Linked DNA regions of Homo sapiens: region 2 is linked to region 1. Evidence: chromatin contacts called from ENCODE Hi-C or POLR2A ChIA-PET data. All regions are on one chromosome and are shown on one strand. Each heading gives the region's core, a stretch centred on a gene start or an enhancer-like site at or near the end of the contact. The rest is flanking DNA. Distances are from core to core; before and after follow the strand shown. Region 1 overlaps FRMD4A (FERM domain containing 4A). Region 2 overlaps FRMD4A (FERM domain containing 4A).

What was found. Hi-C counts contacts between places; a loop is a spot of excess contacts on that map. ChIA-PET counts read pairs that join two places held with the same protein, here RNA polymerase II (POLR2A). Pooled maps may share reads with other maps.
Region 2: a loop to region 1 is called in a map of Caco-2, with 5 times the contacts of the local background. The contact joins two enhancer-like sites. A Hi-C loop is called at or near these places in 9 of 168 maps with a recorded cell type or tissue (Caco-2, GM12878, GM13976 and 6 more), 37 of 37 single-sample maps with no recorded cell type and 10 of 50 pooled maps. POLR2A ChIA-PET finds 5 or more read pairs at or near these places in 14 of 52 experiments (A673, AG04449, AG04450 and 11 more).

Annotation. Positions count from the first base shown.
Region 1 is chr10:13,711,080-13,714,857 of GRCh38, reverse strand. The region is part of intron 12 of FRMD4A (FERM domain containing 4A); the gene reads left to right. It overlaps LOC105376426 (a long non-coding RNA gene), which reads right to left. Exons shown (of 4, transcript XR_001747371.2): 2 at 2,844-2,936. Among named protein-coding and RNA genes, the nearest start is that of PRPF18, 130 kb to the right of the region's middle. RefSeq lists enhancers at 1,423-2,287, 2,288-3,154. Within about 2 kb of position 1,762, at least 13 of the 41 ENCODE cell types and tissues checked have a DNase peak (open chromatin) inside an H3K27ac peak, as active enhancers do; they include GM12878, where a contact is called at or near this core.
Region 2 is chr10:13,745,063-13,748,840 of GRCh38, reverse strand. It overlaps FRMD4A (FERM domain containing 4A), which reads left to right. Exons shown (of 25, transcript NM_018027.5): 9 at 1,022-1,105. Among named protein-coding and RNA genes, the nearest start is that of PRPF18, 160 kb to the right of the region's middle. Within about 2 kb of position 2,005, at least 2 of the 41 ENCODE cell types and tissues checked have a DNase peak (open chromatin) inside an H3K27ac peak, as active enhancers do; they include GM12878, where a contact is called at or near this core.

The DNA of each region.
Region 1 (3,778 bases), core at 513-3,012:
CCATGTTGGCCAGGCTGGTCTTGAACTTCTGACCTCACGATGGGCCCACCTCTGCCTCCCAAAGTGCTGGGATTACAGGCATGAGCCACCATGCCCAGCCTGCAGTGCGGCACTTCTATAGAGTTTGTAAAGCCTGGTACAGAAACCAGAGATGGTTTCCATCTCTGGCTATAGGAATCATGGGTTCCTGTAGCATGAATACAGCTACTTTATGTATGTCTTGTCTTCCCAAGTAGATTGTAAGCTCGCTACAAATATAAACATGTATTAGGCACCATGTGTTTCCTCTTGCCTATGAGAACAGTCCAGTACAAAGTAGAAGACTACTACATGAATGGTTGGAAAGGGAATGGGAATTCAATGCTGCCTGAAACCCAAGGGCCTTGCCTCTGTCTTCTTTTTTTGTAAAAAGTAAAATATATTGAATGCCTAAAAAACTGATAGAAAAAAAAAAACCTCTGACATATGATTTCAACCCACTAAAAACATATACCTGGGCCAGGATGTTGGCTCACACCTATAATCCTAGCACTTTAGGAAGCCAAGGCGAGTGGATCACCTGAGGTCAGGAGTTCGAGACCAGCCTGGCCAACATGATGAAACCCCGTCTCTACTAAAAATACAAAAATTAACTGGGCATGTTGGTGGGAGCCTGTAATCCCAGCTACTTGGGAGGCTGAGACAAGAGAATCACTTGAACCCGGGAGGCAGCAGAGGTTGCAGTGAGCTGAGAACGTGCCACTGCACTCCAGCCTGGAGGATAGAGTGAGACTGTGTCTCAAAAAAAAAGTATATTTTATATATATATATATATATATATATATATATATGTATATTTTATATATGTATATTATATATGTATATTATATATGTATATTACATATATGTATATATTATATATGTGTGTGTATTACATATATGTATATATTATATATGTATATATATTACATATATGTATATATTATATATGTATATATATTACATATATGTATATATATTATATATATGTGTATATATATTACATATATGTATATATATTATATATATGTGTATATATATTACATATATGTATATATATTATATATATGTGTATATATACCTACTTCTGTTGCCCCTTAGAACCGGCTGTGCTCCAATAGCAAAACCTTACCAGGGCACATGGGATCCAGTCCTCTGAGAGCACAGGTTTGGAGCTTTCTGGGTGCTCTCACATTTTAAATTCCATCTGATTCGGGTTCAGTGACTCCTTTCTTTTGCCCTGCAGCCCTCTAGATGTGAAACAACTCATTTGTATTTGCTGAAAATGTAAATCCGTCTAAAGATTTGCAAGTGCCAGTCTGCTCTAGAAAGTAAAAAGGGCAGAAATGAAATAAGGAAGTGAGTTTTTCAGTTTGTATGTTTTCTTCTGAGCTTGGAGATTATTCCTGTCCATGAGTCTAATTCTTCTTATATAGAGACTCAGAACAAGAAGCTTGAAACAACTTTGTTCTCGTTCATTGTCAGAGCTTCATGGTGTGTTAGAAAGAGCCCAGGACCAGAAGTCACAAGATGTGGGTCCCATCATCAATTACTTATTTAACCTCTGCCAATCCCTTAACCTCTCTCTACTGGGGTTACTTTATCTGTGCAAGGAGGAGGTGGACCAGATGGCTGCTGTGATTCTGTGTAATAGCCCCCCTGGATGAAACAGGAAGTTACTCATAGGGAGATCATTAAGAAGCTTGGTGACTCAGCCTCAGGGGCAGCGGGGGAAGACGAGGTTCTCCAAAGTCCTAGTCAAGCATCAGAGCCACTAGACTGAGCTTCCTCTCAAGCGTCTATTTCCACATCGTCCTGGGAGCTTGCCCACCACTCCACATGCAGTCCCAGCTCTCCATAAATGCTGGCTGGGGAGGAAGTCCAGTGGAGCCAAAGCCCCTTCCTCTGCCCCAGCCTTCAGCTAAATACAGGATGTGGGAATCCAGCAGGCCATCTAATAGAAACCAGTAACTGGTCCCTGCTCATTAAGTACTTAGAGTGGACCCTGTTGCATTCAGGTCTCAAAGGCAGTATTTATTACCCACTTTTGTTTGCACTCCGTGGATAAGTGTTTCCCACCTCCTGTTTTCATACATGAAGATACTGAGGCCCAGAACAGGGAAGTGGAGGACCTGTGATCGCATTGGGAGTCACGGCAAGTCTAGGTCAGAAACTAAGAATCCACATCCAGTATCAGCCAGTCCCAACAACAGGGACAGACATAGTCTCAAGGAAGCCACTACTTGGTGGTTTCCTCTAAGTTTTGTTTCACGCAAGTCCAGATCATCCAGGCTGTTTTTTTTGTTGTTGCTCTTTTTTTTTTTTTGAAATGGAGTCTCACTGTGTTGCCCAGGCTGGAGTGCAGTGGTAAGATCTCGGCTCACTGCAACCTCCGTCTCCTGGGTACAAGCGATTCTCCTGCCTCAGCCTCCGGAGTAGTTAGGATTACAGGCGCGTGCCACTACACCTGGCTAATTTTTAGTAGAGATAGGATTTCACCATGTTGACAAGGCTGGTCTCGAGCTCCTGACCTCAAGTGATCCCCCAACCTTGGCCTCCCAAAGTGTTGGGATTACAAGCGTGAGCTACCATGCCTGGCCCAGGCTGTCCTTCATCACAGTTGTCGTTGTGTTTTAGTCTTTGGAGTATGGAAAGCATTGAGTATTGAAAGCTACTGAGTATTGAAGCATTGCTGTATAGAAAACTAGAGGAAGCCAGGACTCCAAGGATAGAAGGAAAGAATACTTGTTATCATTTACCGTATAAAAGGAAAGCCAGGCCATGGTGCAGGATGAAAAAGATTTGCTTTTTTACTTTCTACTTACAGTCATATTGTAGCTCATTTGTAAAAATCATTCCACTTGTAAAGTTAACCATCCATTAGTCAGTAAGAGCTGTTCCCACTAATTGGTGGACTCCTGGGGAAAGCAACATAGTTAGAGGTTAGAGTAATGGACCAGGTGCCCTTGACTTCTATTTCTGGTTCCTTCACTTACTTGCTGTGTGGCCTTAGGCAGTTTTCCTTAATTTCTCTGGGCCTTGTTTCACCCAAGAAGTAAATTTCCCACTTGATCTTCTTGAGGGATGCCAAAAGATCAAAGGAACGATGTTTGCAGGGCTTTTTAAAGATGCTTAAGTGACGTGCACTAGAAACCCCTTGATTTAATAGGTATGAATTAATACATTCTTTGATTATTGGTAGAACTAAGTATTTTAGCTTTTTAATTAGCTCCTTGGATATAATTGGCCATAGGCGTTACACAAATCCCTAAGGGAACCGGCCCAGTCATCCTGATGATCATTATGGGTGCCTGCTGTGTTTTTATGCGGAGAGGCAGAGTGTGTTGGCAGCTTTACATGGTGGTGGGTTATGACGGCTGCACTGAGCCAGCGCAAGCTCGGGAGGCTCCCCTGAGGTGGCGCAGACCATCGGGGCTGCCCCGAAACCAGCTCAGTCAGAGCCCACCTTACCCTGTTTACAAAGGGGAGGCAAGGTGGAGCATCTCCTGTTTGTTGATTTGATTGTTGTGTTTGCTCTGCCAGCCTCAGAGTGAGGTATTTAACAGGCAGGACTTCTAAGCCTCAAGGGCCCATGGGCAGAAATGCCCCAGACCCCATGAAGAAAATGATGCTTTTCCAGCAAGCTGCACCCCGGCCCTGGGCAAGGGGCAGCTGCTTCCACCCTCCTGGTCCCTACTGCCTTCATATTCCTGCTCCCTAGCTCACCCCCTCCCTCCTAAGTGAAGAGAAGTCAGATCAG
Region 2 (3,778 bases), core at 756-3,255, 34 kb before region 1:
GATTTCTTTCAGGCTTTGGAATATTTGTGTTATATACCAACTGGTTGAGCATCCTCAAATCTGAAAATCCAACATCCAAAGTGCTCCAATAAGCATTTCCTTTGAGCGTCATGTTGGCACTCAAAAAGTTTTAGATTCTGGCACATTTCTGATTTGGGATTTTGGGATATGGGATGCTCAGCCTGGCCCAGACAACGCAGTTCACACTTTCTAAGTAGTTTCTGAGCCTCCTCAAAAGCAAAAGTTACAGGTTGAGTCTCCCTAATCTGAAAATCCGAAATCCAACATGCTCCAAACTCAGAAACTTTTTGAGTGTTGACATGACGCTCAAAGGAAATGCTCATTTGAGCACTTTGGATTTCAGATGCTCAGGTTTTGTGGGGCTCAACCAGTAAGTATATAAATGCAAACAGTCAAACATCTGAAAAAAATCTGGAATCTGAAACACTTTTGCTCCCAAGCATTTCCGATAAAGGAGACTCCATCAGTATTTATTTGTCATATTTCAGAAAACAGTTTCCAGCATGTGGTCAACGTAAGCCATGAAAACCAGCTTTGTGTATTAGCAGCGCAAATGCTCTTAGGGAGACAGTGGCGCCATTGCCCATTCTCGGAGCTCTGTGAGCCTAACGGCGGGGTTCTGGGGAGCTTCTTCTAAGATCCTGCCCTGGGGGACCCCTGGGGACACTTCTTCTCCCCAAATTCCTGCTGAGGGCTGCTCAGGGGCGTTCACTCTGTGCCCTTCAGTGAGAGCAGGGTTTGGGAAGACACCCCTGGCCATCTGAAGGTGTTTTGCCCTGCTTTCTGCACGGTGAAAGGCGGTTACTGGGCTTGGTGTGTTCTGCCTTCGTTTACATCTGTATTTCGGAAATAAAAAGAGAGCGCCCCTTCCCCCCACTGCTTTTTATTAACAGGGAAGCAGATGTGGGGTCTCTCAGACAAGACAGCGGCCCAAGTGGTATCAGAGAGTGCGATTATTTTCTCAGAGGGTGAGTGCGTTTCTGGGCATTCTCTCTTTCAGCAATGAAGTTGTGAGGAGTGACTTGAAGAAGCTGCCAGCCCTTCCCACCCAAGCCCTGAAGGAGCACCCTTCCCTGGCCTACTGGTAAGACCCCTGGAGTCTTCCCCAGGAGCGAGTCCCTCTCGGGGTGCGAGGGGACACAGGACAACTGAATGTACCCTCCCTCCACCAGCTCCCACGTGCCAGCCTGGACTTGCAGCTGTATTAAGTACCCTGTGTCTTCCTGAAACCATTTTCTGCATTTATTTATTTATTTATTTATTTTTAAAATAATTAATTAATTTTTTTTTTTGAGACGGATCTCACTTTGTCACCCAGGCTGGAGTGCAGTGGCATGATCTCAGCTCATTGCAACTTCTGCCTCAAGCGATTCTCCTGCCTCAGCCTCCTGAGTAGCTGGGATTACAGGCACGCACCACCACACCTGGCTAATTTTTGTATTTTTAGTAGAGACCGGGTTTCACCATGTTGGCCAGGCTGGTCTCAAACTCCTGACCTCACTCAGGTGATCCGCTTGCCTCGGCCTCCCAAAGTGCTGGGATTACAGGGGTGAGCTACCACGCCTGGCCCGTTTTCTACATTTACTTAAGTGAAGCACTGTGCCTGAGACCTCTCCTTTTTTGTTTCTTCTTCTTTTTTTTTTTAATTTTCAAAAAGAATACCTTCTAAAATTTCACTTTGGAAGCTTCACCGCCTTCGAGAGCCTTTCATGTGCTGCTAGAGTTTCATTTTGGAACACCTGTCATTTGATGACAGCATGTGTGAGGTTTTGAGACGTGGGAGAACCACAGGGTTTTCTTCTTTCAGAAGAGGGAGATTGATTGTTTTATTTTCCCTCGATGTTTCACATCTCCTGATTTAGCCACTATGTAACATTATGCCATAGCTCATCTGTCGGCCCTAAATGGCTGATTCTGAATGATTCAAGCCATTTGAAAGACTCCCAGGTTGTGGTTTGGGCCACAGTTGGGCAGGGCTTGCATTCCTGGATAATGTTTTGAAATCCTACTGGGTTCCTAAGCCCTGGCCACTGACCTTTAATAACTGTAATACCTCTTCTCTGATGTTCCTTCTGATCCCCTAACAGAAATCATTGCAACTCCTTTTATTTAAAAGCAAAACAAAAAGCACAGACCAAGTTGATTCTAATAAACTACAATACGTGACTTGTGTAAGTGCTTTTGATGACAACTTCTGAACTGTATGGATTATGAGCATTTTGTCTTGTCTGGACACTTATCCAGACAGTGACCTAGTTGTTCACTGATTCGTGTGTCTGGGGTAGGGCATGTCTTGATGCAGGGCTCATTAGCAGCATTGAACTCTGGCTCATAATCCCAGCACTTTGGGAGGCCATGGCGGGCAGATCACAAGGTCAGGAGATCGAGACCATCCTGGCCAACATGATGAAACCCCGTCTCTACTAAAAATACAAAAAAAAATTAGCTGGACATGATGTCGCGCGCCTGGTGTCCCAGCTACTCAAGAGGCTGAGGCAGGAGAATCACTTGAACTTGGGAGTCGGAGGTTGCAGGGAACAAAGATTGTGCCACTGCACTCCAGCCTGGCGACAGAGCGAGAGTCCATCTCAAAACAAACAAACAAAAAAACAACTCTGGCTCATAAATCACATCTCTCTGAGAGACCACATCACTAGGGAGCTGGCCCCAAGACCCGAGGCTGGGAGCTCCCTTCCGTGTCTGGCGTCCCTAATTTCATCTCTCTGAGCTGTTTTATTGCCACTCCTCTTTTGGAAACATAGATGTAAATAAATGATGGCTTTCTCTAATTATAACCTGCCCCCAAAGAGCAAAATCTGTTAACTTGCAGGGATTTTGCATGCATCAGCTTCCAAATGTCGAGACTTGCAATCCGAACCCCCAAAAATGATGGTCCCGTTTCCTTGTTCATGGACCCTATTACCCACCTCCCTAATTCCTTGTGCCACTGGGCCTCATCCCTCTGTAGCCTCCTGGCTGTTCACTTCCAAAAATCCAATGGTCAAGGCCCTGGGGATGTGAGAAGGTAACTAGAGAGGACCAGGGAGGAATCTCTTTGCCTCTGAGACCTGTCCTGTTGTGGGTCTCTTAGTCATCCCTTCATTCATTCCTTTCCAAACCTTAGAACACTGCTATGCTCATCTGAGAGTTTTGAATTTCTTCTCTCCTCCCTGTGTCTCTGGATTTCTCCTTCACCATCTCCATTATCTGCTCTGTACTCACACATGATTACTAACCCAGAGGCACCTCGCCCTTCACACACACTCTCTCTGTCTCTTCTGCATATGAACATCTTCACCTATAGCTGGCTTGGCAGAACATCCCATACCATCACGACCAGGCCAGCGCTTTCCCTGAGCCTCCTTCAGACCCATAAGTGCCCAAGCCAGTGTTAAATGCCCTGAGAGTGTGGCAGGACGGGGGAGCCACGTGTATCACAGTCAGCATCACAGCCCAGACGATGTATAAAAGTCAATGACAGGGACCCTCCTGACGATACCCTACTGAAAAACAACAACCACAACCACAACAGGCCCTTTCACCTCATTTCACTGTGGTTGGCTACTTGATGTTGGCTCTAATATTTCAACCTTATTTATATGGACTTTGATTCTTATTGATACATAATAGTTGTACATATTTTTCACGTATATATACTCTGATATCTGTACATAATGTGCAGTGGTCAAATCAGGGTAACTGGGATATCCATCACCTCGAACATTTATCTTTTCTTTGTGTTGGGAACATTACAAGT